Linked DNA regions of Homo sapiens: region 2 is linked to region 1. A link is an interaction called in ENCODE POLR2A ChIA-PET data of the cell type or tissue named here. Cell type or tissue: K562. All regions are shown on one strand. Each heading gives the region's core, and the rest is flanking DNA. Links, peaks and the distances in the headings are about the cores only. Region 1 has its middle 15 kb from the start of CRYAB. Region 2 overlaps DLAT (dihydrolipoamide S-acetyltransferase).

Region 1 (5,383 bases), core at 108-5,107:
ATAGCTGTTAACTCATAGTTTTAGGTAAGTTATCACTCAAAGTAAAATACGCCAGGAATGCATATTTTATGGTTCAATATTGGAAAATCTCTCAATATAAATTCACTATGTTAATAGACTAAAAGAAAATAAAATCTTATGATTATTCCAACTAATGTGTGGTTCAGCTTCTCTATTTACATGGAGGGAAACTTCTGTTAGAAAATCAGAAATAAAAGAAATTTCCTCAAATTGGTAAATATTATATAACAAAAACTTAGCGCAAACATACTTACCAATGAAAATTTAAATTCATTCTATTCCTTTGAATATCCTGAGCAAGACAAGGATGCCCATTGTCACTCCTAATATTTTACATAGCAGTAAAGGTTCTGACCAATGCCATAACTGAAGAAAAACAAAGAAGAGGTGTAAGAATTGGAAAGGTAGAGATGAAACTGTTATTAGTTATAAATGATATAATAATCTGCTAAAACAACCCCAAAAGAATCAACAGACAGGCCAGGCACGGTGGTTCATGCCTGCAATCCCAGGACTTTGGGATGCTGAGGTGGGAGAATCACTTTAGCCCAGGAGTTTGAGACCAGCTGGACAACATGGTGAAACTCCATCTCTACTGAAAAAAAAAAAGAAAAAAATTAGTCAGGCGTATTGGTGCACACCTGTAGTTCCAGGTACTTGGGAGGCTGAGGTGGGAGAATCACCTGAGCCCAGGAGTTGGAGATTCAAGGCTGCAGCGAGCCAAGATCACATCACCGCACTCCAGCCTGGGGAAGCGGGGGTGAGACCCTGTCCTCCCCCACCCCCCAAAAAATCAGAATCAACAAACTGTTAGAACTAACAAGATAATTCAGCAAACTTGCAGCACACAATGTCAGATTATGGAATACTGTGCTGGTTATCTACTTCTGCATATCAAACGACCTGAAAATTTAGTGGCTTAAAACAACGATCATTTTATTAAACCTTACCAGGTGGTATTCAGCTGGTAGATGGTCTCATCTATAGGTTTTAAGGTGACTTAACTCTCATTCCTGATGCCTTGGCACGGATGGTTGGAAAGGTGGGCTCAGCTGGGCCTCTCTCCCTGTCCACATAGTGTCAGGATCTCTCTACAAGATCTCTCCAGCAGATAGTCAGATTTCTTATACAGTGGTTCAGGTATCCAAGGAGTGTTCCAAAAGACAGAAAGTGGGAGCTGCAAGTTTAAGGCTTGGGCTGGAAATTTACACAGCGTTTCTTTTGCCATAATTTTTTTACCAAAGCAGTTGCAAAGCCTTTCTACATTCCAAGGGAAGGGCACAGACCCCCTACCTCTTGGTGGAGGGAGAGTAAAAGAGTTTCCAGCCAAACTTAATCCTCCACAGCAGCTTACAGGGAGGGAGAAGGTATATGAAATCTCTAAAATTCACAAGGAATAATAGCGTTAATAGCAATAATATACAAGGAATTCCTAAGAATCAGCAAGAAAAGGACAGCTACTCCAATTTTCTTTAAAAAGGACAAAGACTATAGGACATTTATACAAGTGGAAATCAAGAAGCCAACATGCATACAAAGGAATGCTGAAAATAACTAGTAGTCAATGAAATGCAAACCAAAGTAACAATAAGCTATCTCTTTACAACAGTGTTTCTCAATATTGGCATTACCAATATTTTGGGCCAGACAAGTCTTTGTTGTGGGGGCTTGTCTGTGCCTTGTAGGATGTTTGGCAGCATCCCTGGCCTGTACCCACTAGCTGCCAATAGACATCCCCCTTGTAAAAATAAAAAATGTCTCTAGAAATTGCCAATTATCTCCTGGGGGATAAAATTGTCCCAGGTTGAGAACCATTGCTTTACACCTATCAGCATGGCAAAAAATAGAGAGCTGGTTAATGTTTTGTTTTGTTTTGTTTTTTTCTTGAGATGGAGTCTTGCTCTGTCCCCCAGGCTGGAGTGCAATGGCACGATCTTGGCTCACTGCAACCACAGCTTCCCAGGTTCAAGCGATTCTCCTGCCTCAGCCTTCCAAGCAGCTGGGACTTCAGGCGTGTGCCACCACACCCAGCTAATTTTTGTATTTTTAGTACAGATGGGGTTTCACCATGTTAGCCAGGCTGGTCTCTAACTCCTGACCTCAGGTGATCCACCCGCCTTGGCTTCCCGAAGTATTGGGATTACAGGCGTGAGGCACCACATTAATGTTAAGTGTTAGCAGAGATATGGCAACATAGGAAGCCTCAGGCCTTGTTGATGGGTATGTGAGTGGCACAGCCATTCTTGAGAGCAATAGTCAAATTAAATAAAGATATACCTCGGGACTCACCAATTCAGCATATGGGTAATTTACACAGGTCCATAAAGGAACATATATGAGGATATTCTCTGCAGCTTTGTCTGGTATTGGGGAGTTAGAGGCAAATTAAAATGTTGTGGCAGAATATCCTGTCCAATAATAGCAGATATATTTTTCTCAGTGCACATGAAACCTTCTACAGGACAGACCACAAGTTAGGCCACAAAACAAGTTTTAACACATTTTAAAAGACTGAAATCATACAAAGTATCTTTTCTGATCACAAGGAAATAAAATTAGAAATCAATAACAGAAGGAAAAATGGAAAATTCACAAATTAAACAATACACTCTTAAACAACTACTGGATTAAAGAAGAAATCACTGCCGGGTATGGTGGCTCACACCTGTAATCCCAACACTTTGGGAAGCCAAGGTGGGTGGATCACGAGGTCAGGAGATCGAGACCACCCTGGCTAACTTGGTGAAACCCCATCTCTACTAAAAATACAAAAAAATTAGCCAGGCATGGTGGCAGGTGCCTGTAGTCCCAGCTACTCAGGAGGCTGAGGCAGGAGAATGGCGTGAACCCGGGAGGCGGAGCCTGCAGTGAGCCGAGATTGCACCACTGCATACCAGCCTGGGCGACAGAGCAAGATCCGTCTCAAAAAAAAAAAAAAAAAAAAAAAAAAAAAGGAGAAGAAGAAGAAGAAATCACAAGGGAAATTGGAAAATACCTTGAGACAAATGAAAAAGAGAACACGGCTGGGTGCCGTGGCTCACACCTGTAATCCCAATACTTTGGGAGGCCAAGACAGGTGGATCACTTTAGCTCAGGAGTCCTAGACCAGCCTAGGCAAAATGGTGAAACCCCGTCTCAACAAAAAATACAAAAAAATAGCCATGCATGGTGGTGCGTACCTGAAGTCCCAGCTATTTAGAGAGCTAAGGTGAAAGGACCCCTTGCATCCAGGAGGCCAAGACAGTAGTGAGCCATGTTTGCACCTGTCTCAAAAAAAAAAAAAAAAAAAAAAAAGAGAGAGAGAGACAGAGACCCTGTCTCAAAAAAAGAAAAGAAAGAGAGGCTGGGTGCGATGACTTACACCTGTAACCCCAGAACTTTGGGAGGCCGAGGCGGGTGGATTACTTGAGGTCAGGAGTCCCAGACCAGCCTGGTCCACATGGTGAAACCCTATCTCCACTAAAAATACAAAAATTAGCTGGGCACGGTGGCGGGCACCTGTAATCCCAACTACTCAGGAGACTGAGACGGGAGAATGACCTGAATCCTGGAGACAGAGGTTGTAGTGAGCCAAGATCGCACCACTGCACTCTGGCCTGGGCAACAGAGTGAGACTGTCTCAAAAATAAATAAATAAATAAAAAAGAAAGGAAAAAGAGGATACAACATACCAAAACTTATGGGGTGCAGTAAAAGCAATACTAAACAGAAATTTATATCTGTAAACACATACAATAAGTCCTTACTTAACACTGTTGATAGGTTCTTGGAAACTGTGACTTTAATAACAATTTTACCATAGGCTGATGTAAACAAAACTATATTTCTGGTCATGAAAACATAGCTAAACAAAAACATACTTCTGGTCATGAAAATATCATCAAACTTCTCAATAGAAACCAAAAACACTTCTAATTTTTTTTTTTTAATTTTTGTGGGTACATAGTAGGCATATATATATATATATATATATATATATATATTTATGGGGTACATGAATTGTTTTGATTCAGGCATACAATGCATAATAATCACATAATGGACAATGGGGTATCCATCTCCTCAAACATTTATCCTTTGTATTACAAACAATCCAATTATTCTCTTTTTGTCATTTTAAAATGTACAGTTGGGCCAGGGTGGTGGCTCATGCCTGTAATCCCAGCACTTTGGGAGGCCAAGGCTGGCAGATCACTTGAGGTCAGGAGTTTGTGACCAGCCTGGCCAACATGGCGAAACCCCATCTCTACTAAAAAGACAAGAATTAGCCAGGCGTGGTGGTGCGCGGCTGTAGTCCCAGCTACTCGGGAGACTGAGGCAGAAGAATCACTTGAACCCGGGAGGCAGAGGCTGCAGTGAGCCGAGATTGGGCCACTGCACTCCAGCTTGGGTGACAGAGTGAGACCCTGTCACACATGCACACACACAAAAGTACAGTTAAATTATTATTGACTATAGTCACCCTGTTGTGCTATCATATCGTTTTATTCATTCTTTCTGGTTTTTTTTTTTTTGAGCGCCTTAACCATCCCCACCTTCCCCCAACCCACACTACCCTTCTCAGCCTCTGGTAACAATCCTTCTACTCTATTGCTATGAGTTCAATTGTTCCAATTTTCAGATGCCACAAATAAGCAGGAACATGTGATGTTTCTCTTTCTGTGCCTGGTTTATTTCACTTAACATAATGACTTTCAGAGTTCCATCCATGTTGTTGCAAATGACAGTATCTCAATCTTTCTTATGGCTGACTAGTACTCCATTGTGTGTAAGTAACATGTTGTCTTTATCCATTCATCTGTTGACAGACATTTAGGTTGCTTCCAAATCTTGGCTATTGTGAACAGAGCTACCACAAACTTGGGAGTGCAGATATCTCTTTCATATACTGATTTCCTTTCTTTGGGATATACACCCAGCAGTGGGATTGCTGGATCCTATGGTAGCTCTATTTTTAGTTTTTTGAGGAACCTCAAAACTGTTATCTATAGTGTTGTACTAATTTATATTCCCACCAACAGTGTACAAGGGTTCCCTTTTATCCACATCCTGCCAGCATTTGTTACTGCCTGTGTTTTGGACAAAAGCCATTTTAACTGGGGTGAGATACCTCATTGCAGTTTTGATCTGCACTTCTCTGATGATCAATGATGTTGAGCACCTTTTCATGTGCTTGTTTTCCATTTGTGTCTTTTGAGAAATGTCTATTCAGTTTTTGCCCATTTTAAATTAGATTATGAGATTTTTCTTATAGAGTTGTTTGAGTTCCTTATGTATTCTGGTTATTAATCTCTTGTCAGATGAGTAGTTTGTAAATATTTTCTCCCATTCTGTGGATTGTCTCTTCACTTTGTTTCCTTTG
Region 2 (5,383 bases), core at 186-5,185, 150 kb before region 1:
CCACCATGCCCGGCTAATTTTTGTATCTTTAGTAGAGACGGGGTGTTTCACTATGTTGGCCAGGCTGGTCTCGAAGTCTGGACCTTGTGATCTGCCCGCTTTGGCCTCCCAAAGTGCTGGGATTACAGGCATGAGCTACTGCGCCTGGCCCTTCTAATAGGAACAAAGTGATTCAAGTATTCAGTTGGCCAAAACTTCCCTTAAAGTAATCATCCAATATTCCCAACTTAAAAAGCCTCTGTTAATGTGTTAAAAACTATGGAAGCAACTAAACAACCTAAAGATGCCCCTAACAGCTGATTCCAGATGATGGTAATTCTCTTACCCGACGAATGTTGCTGATTGGGATATCTGTGAAGACACCTGTAGGAACTGGTGCCATTCCAGGACCTGTGGGAGGCACAACAGCTGCCGGAGCCTATGGGAGGAAAGAAAAAGCTCTTAGTAACTGTGATTCAATCTTAGCGTAAGTACCTGGGAAAGACTGCCAGTGACTATGCAGTTTTTTTTTTTTGTCTTTTGAGACAGAGTCTTGCTCTGTCACCCAGGCTAGAATGCAGTGGCTCAATCATGGTTCACTGCAGCCTCAACCTCCTGGGCTCAAGCAATCCTCCCATCTCAGCCCCTAGAGTAGCTGGGACTACAGGTGCACGCCAACATGCCCAGCTAATTTTTTTGGATTTCTAGTAGAGACGGAAATTAGCCACGTTGCCCTGGCTGGTCTCAAATGCCTGGGCTCAAGTGATCCACCCACCTTGGCTTCCCAAAGTGCTGGGGTTACAAGCATGAGCCACCATGTCCAGTCTAAAAACTAAGCTTTATAGAATACCTATTTCTGTCCCCAGTGAGCAAAAGAGACTTCTGCTTGTTTTAAGAGTTTTAATTTTTTTACTTAGAATTCTGAAGTCATGTTTTAAGTGTCATTTTTCTTTGTATCAGAGTATGTTCAATGACCAGTTTGTGTCAAAATAATTTTGTTTTTGCAAAATTATGTTCAAGAAAAGCAATGGAAGCATTCTTAAGTTGCAAGGAATAATAAATAAGTATAAACAAGCTAATCCATTATCCTAAACAATGTTAAGAAAAGGGGGTTGGGAGGCTCACTTGAGCCTCACAATGACTCACTTGAGGCCAGGAGTTCGTGACCAGGCTGGCCAACATGGCGAAACCCTGTCTCTACTAAACATACGAAAATTAGCCAGGTGTGATGGCATGCACCTGTAGTCCCAGCCACCTGGGAGGCTGGGGCATGAGAATCGCCTGAATCCAGGAGGCAGAGGTTGCAATGAGCCAAGATCGCGCCACTGCACTCCAGCCTGGGCGACAGAGTGAGACTGTCTCAAAAACAAACAAACAAAAAAAACCAAACACCAAAAACAACTCATTCAACTGTACTTTAAAATATTTTGAAAAAGAAAAAAAGAACAAATCTTTTATTTCAAAGCAAAAACCGATTAACTAGCTCAAAACATAATGTGGAATACATGTCAATGTAGTATATCATCTTTGATCTTGTATATAAATGATAGCACACAAATATCTAAATACACTTGGCCCTCCATATCCATAAGTTCTGCATCACTGGATTCAACCAAAGGCAAATCAAAAATATTCCAGAAAAAAACAGATGGTTGCATCTGAACTGCACAAGTACAGACTTTTTGTCCTTATTATTATTTCCTAAGCAATAAAATATAACAACTATTTACATAGTATTTACCTTGTATTTAATATTATAAGTAATCTAGAGATGATTTAAAGTATTTGAGAGGATGTGGGTAAGTTATATACAAATACTACACTATTTTATATAAGAGACTTAAGCATTTGCGAATTTTGGTATACAAGGGGGCTCCTGGAACCAACCTCTCATGGGTACCGAGGGATGACTGTATTATTAAACCACTGAAATTAGAAGAAAACAATCTTGGTTGAGCTATTTCGTTCATAAATAATGTATGAAATGGTCTAACAGGCTGTAGAGACAAACTGCAAAAAAAGTAAGAGCTACACATAACTCACAGGAGCAACTTTACTAGGCACAAAAGAGTCGATATCCTTCTTGGTGATTCTACCATCTGGTCCTGTCCCTGTAAGAGACATAAATATCACATACATGATGACATACCATTGGTTCCCCAAGGAGATCAACGCTGTGATCCTAAACTGCAAGCTCCTAAGGGTTTACTACCAAAAACATTCTGAAAGGTTCACAGCCTTAACCCTACCCCTTAAGGTGCTACCTACAAATACCAGCTTTTGTCAACTATTAATTTTAATCCACACAGAGTACCAGTGTGTGATCTGGAGTGGGTCTTTTCTTTTTAACTACTGCAAATATTCCTTTATGTATTTCTCTTTTAGAGTTTTATCCAAGTTGTACTTAATTTTTTTCATCTTCCTTACTTTTAAATTGGGAAATGTGGCATAAGGATAATGCCGAGCACAGTTTATATCTCCAAAAGGGAAACTAGCTGCCTCCTCCTGGTTAGCTCCAAAAAACCATTCCTAAGCCGTGAAATAGATTTCATTTGGGTTCTGGATTTATGTGACCATAAAGAATTCCTTTTATACAGAATTTACAGGTATAACAATAATTGTTTTGACAAATCAAGTCGATTTTTTCACCCCAAAATAGCACGAATAACTCTTTACTGCAATTATCTTATCTTTAGAATCATTCATTCCTTATGTGGTCTCTATGACTCATAGCTTTTTCACAGTAGCCAAGGCTCTAAACTGGCCCGTGTTAAAGGAAATGAAGGAAAAAGGTGCAATGTCACACATGAGGAAGGATCTTCAAAGTTCTCTCAGTAGGTTTAATTTTACTTATATTCAATTTCCTCCCTCCTCCCACCTACAGCCTCTTAGGTTTAATTTTGGACCCAAGTAGATAATCTTGACCTTTAATTCTACGGAGATTCAGAATTTAGTTATTATTATAGAATACCTTTTACACTGGCCCACTTCTAGGAAAAATTTGGTCAAACTGATTCATCTTCCCCCAAGGCAGACTTTAAAAAGGACTCTTGTTGTGTGTAGTTCTTCCCAATTCCTTTCCTTCATTACGAAAACTGAGTTGGCTAGGATTGTATTTATCCTCACTAGGAGCTCTAGAACAGAGGTGGTAGTACCCCTATTAGATTTCTCTCCTTTGTAAAAGACAGAAACCATAACCTCCCCTTACAACCAAGGCTGATCTAGACACCACAGTCCCTCAAGAGGAGGAAATCCATAGTACCACCTGCCTTATGCTAAGCTTCAGCCACCCACAAGAATTTCCTGACTTAGGAGTTAGTTGAAACCTTGTAAACCCTTTTCCCTATCTCTCTTGGGCGGCACAACAGGCCATCATAAAGCAATATGGTATAAAGGGAACAACACTGGACTATGGGTAACAAAAAGTAGGGATCTTGTCAAACATAAACTATATAAACGTTTCATCCATTTCCATGGAGCAACCAAAATGATCTTTTCAAAACATAATCATTTTATTTCACTTCTTTGCTTAAATTTCTCAATGGCTTCCTCAAGTACTTTAAATAAAATTCAAACTCTTTACCATAATCTATAAGGTCATTTATGTTCTCATCCCTGTTTTTTTCCAATCTCATCTCCTACTAGACCCTTTGCTCATTATGCTTCATTAACACTGGCCTTTTTTTTTTTTCTTTGAGACGGAGTCTTGCTCTGTCGCCCAGGCTGGAGTGCAGTGGCACTATCTCGGCTCACTGCAAGTTTGGCCTCCCAGGTTCACGCCATTCTCCTGCCTCAGCCTCCCGAGTAGCTGGGACCACAGGCGCCTGCCACCATGCCCAGCTAATTTTTTTGTATTTTTAGTAGAGACGAGGTTTCACCGTGTTAGCCAGGATGGTCTCCATCTCCTGACCTGTGATCCACCTGCCTCGGCCTCCCAAAGTGCTGGGATTACAGGCGTGAGCCATTGCGCCTGGCCAACACTGGCCTCTTTTATGTTCCTCAGACATGCTAAACTCTTTCCCATTTCAGACTGTGTACAGCTAGTCTCTCTATCCAAAATGATCTTTCCCCAGTTCTTCACATGGTTGGCTCAAGCTGCCTCCTTCTTATCTTTCAAAACAAATCAAATGTCACCTCATCAAAAAGATCTCCCAACCAACCTGTCTAAAAGTAGTCATGACTGCACATATATCCATTCACCCTTTCACTCACTAGTATATCACTGAGTTTCTTTCTTTCTTAGCACTCAAATCATCTTATTTAATAACAAAAATATTATTATCATTATAGCTAATACCTAGATATGCTTTCTCTGTACAGGCACTGGTTAACTTATTTAAACCTCACAACCATTAAACCTAATGTTTTTATATACAAAGAAATTGTGACACAAAAGGTCACACAGCTAGTATAAAGAGCTGAGGTTCATACCCAAGCATTCCAGCTACAGAGCTCACACTCTTAACTACTATGCTATACTCCCTTTCTGTTCATTTAATTCTTTATTGTTGGTCATATAAGCAACTGAAACTGAAATCTTATCCATCTGATGAACAAGTGTCTGATGTGTAGATAGCAGTCGATGATATTTATCACCTAACTCTGCCTGCATAGTAAGAACAGTGGGATTTTCTTTCTTTCTTTTTTTTTTTTAACACTCCTCTCAGCTCATACCTAAGGGATTTTCCACTTATATCTTTAGTAAGGTAACGAGTATTGCTGAATATCTAATAAATGGTCCTTCTTTGCTTGTCTAAATTCTTTAGATATAATTATTAACCCAGTCCTTTCTCCCTTTAAAAGTTACTCCAACTTACACTGCTGTCCCTGATTCTAATCATATATACATATATGATAGCAATATACTACTGAAATGGCATTAAGATGGAAAAAAAAGAATCTTCCAATATTACAAGAATCTCTGAGGTCCAAAAAATTTACAACATTCTACTCTTGTGTCTTGGGATTGGCTTGACTTCTAACTACAAGATAGCAAATTGCAGATACGGGATAACCACCATTGAGTACCCATAACTAGAAAATTGGGGAAATAAGCATATTTTTCTTTAGTAATTATGGATGGCAGAGCATCAAAACAGAAGGCAGGATAGGGTAGTGTGAAGAAACAGGCTTTAGAGTTAAACAAATCTAGAGTTACACTGCAACTTTACTATTTAACAGGAAGGAAGAACCCTGAAGAGTCTGAGAGTCTGTTTTCTTATCCAGAAAATAAGGAATGATAATTCTTACTTCAAGAAGTGTTGTGTACATTAAGTATGGTAAGTTAAATGACTGACACATAGTACAAGCCATCAAACCAAGTTCCAAGCATAATAACTTCCCCCCATTCCAAATAAGTACCTTAGTTATCCTACACTAAATTTTAGCTTAAGTTTAATTCAAA

The links. Peaks named below come from ENCODE experiments on the same cell type or tissue, not always from the same donor. Only the 100,000 strongest peaks of a DNase experiment are listed, where the experiment ranks them.
Region 2: POLR2A ChIA-PET joins it to region 1 with 5 read pairs; 4 of 35 experiments call an interaction of 5 or more read pairs at or near these places.

What each region holds. Positions count from the first base shown.
Region 1 is chr11:111,894,454-111,899,836 of GRCh38, reverse strand. No RefSeq gene overlaps it. Among named protein-coding and RNA genes, the nearest start is that of CRYAB, 15 kb to the left of the region's middle. In K562, for the core only: no CTCF peak of the experiment used is centred there; no DNase peak of the experiment used is centred there.
Region 2 is chr11:112,040,173-112,045,555 of GRCh38, reverse strand. It overlaps DLAT (dihydrolipoamide S-acetyltransferase), which reads right to left. Exons shown (of 14, transcript NM_001931.5): 8 at 2,023-2,090; 9 at 326-418. Among named protein-coding and RNA genes, the nearest start is that of DLAT, 17 kb to the right of the region's middle. In K562, for the core only: no CTCF peak of the experiment used is centred there; DNase peaks (open chromatin) are centred at 405 and 2,725.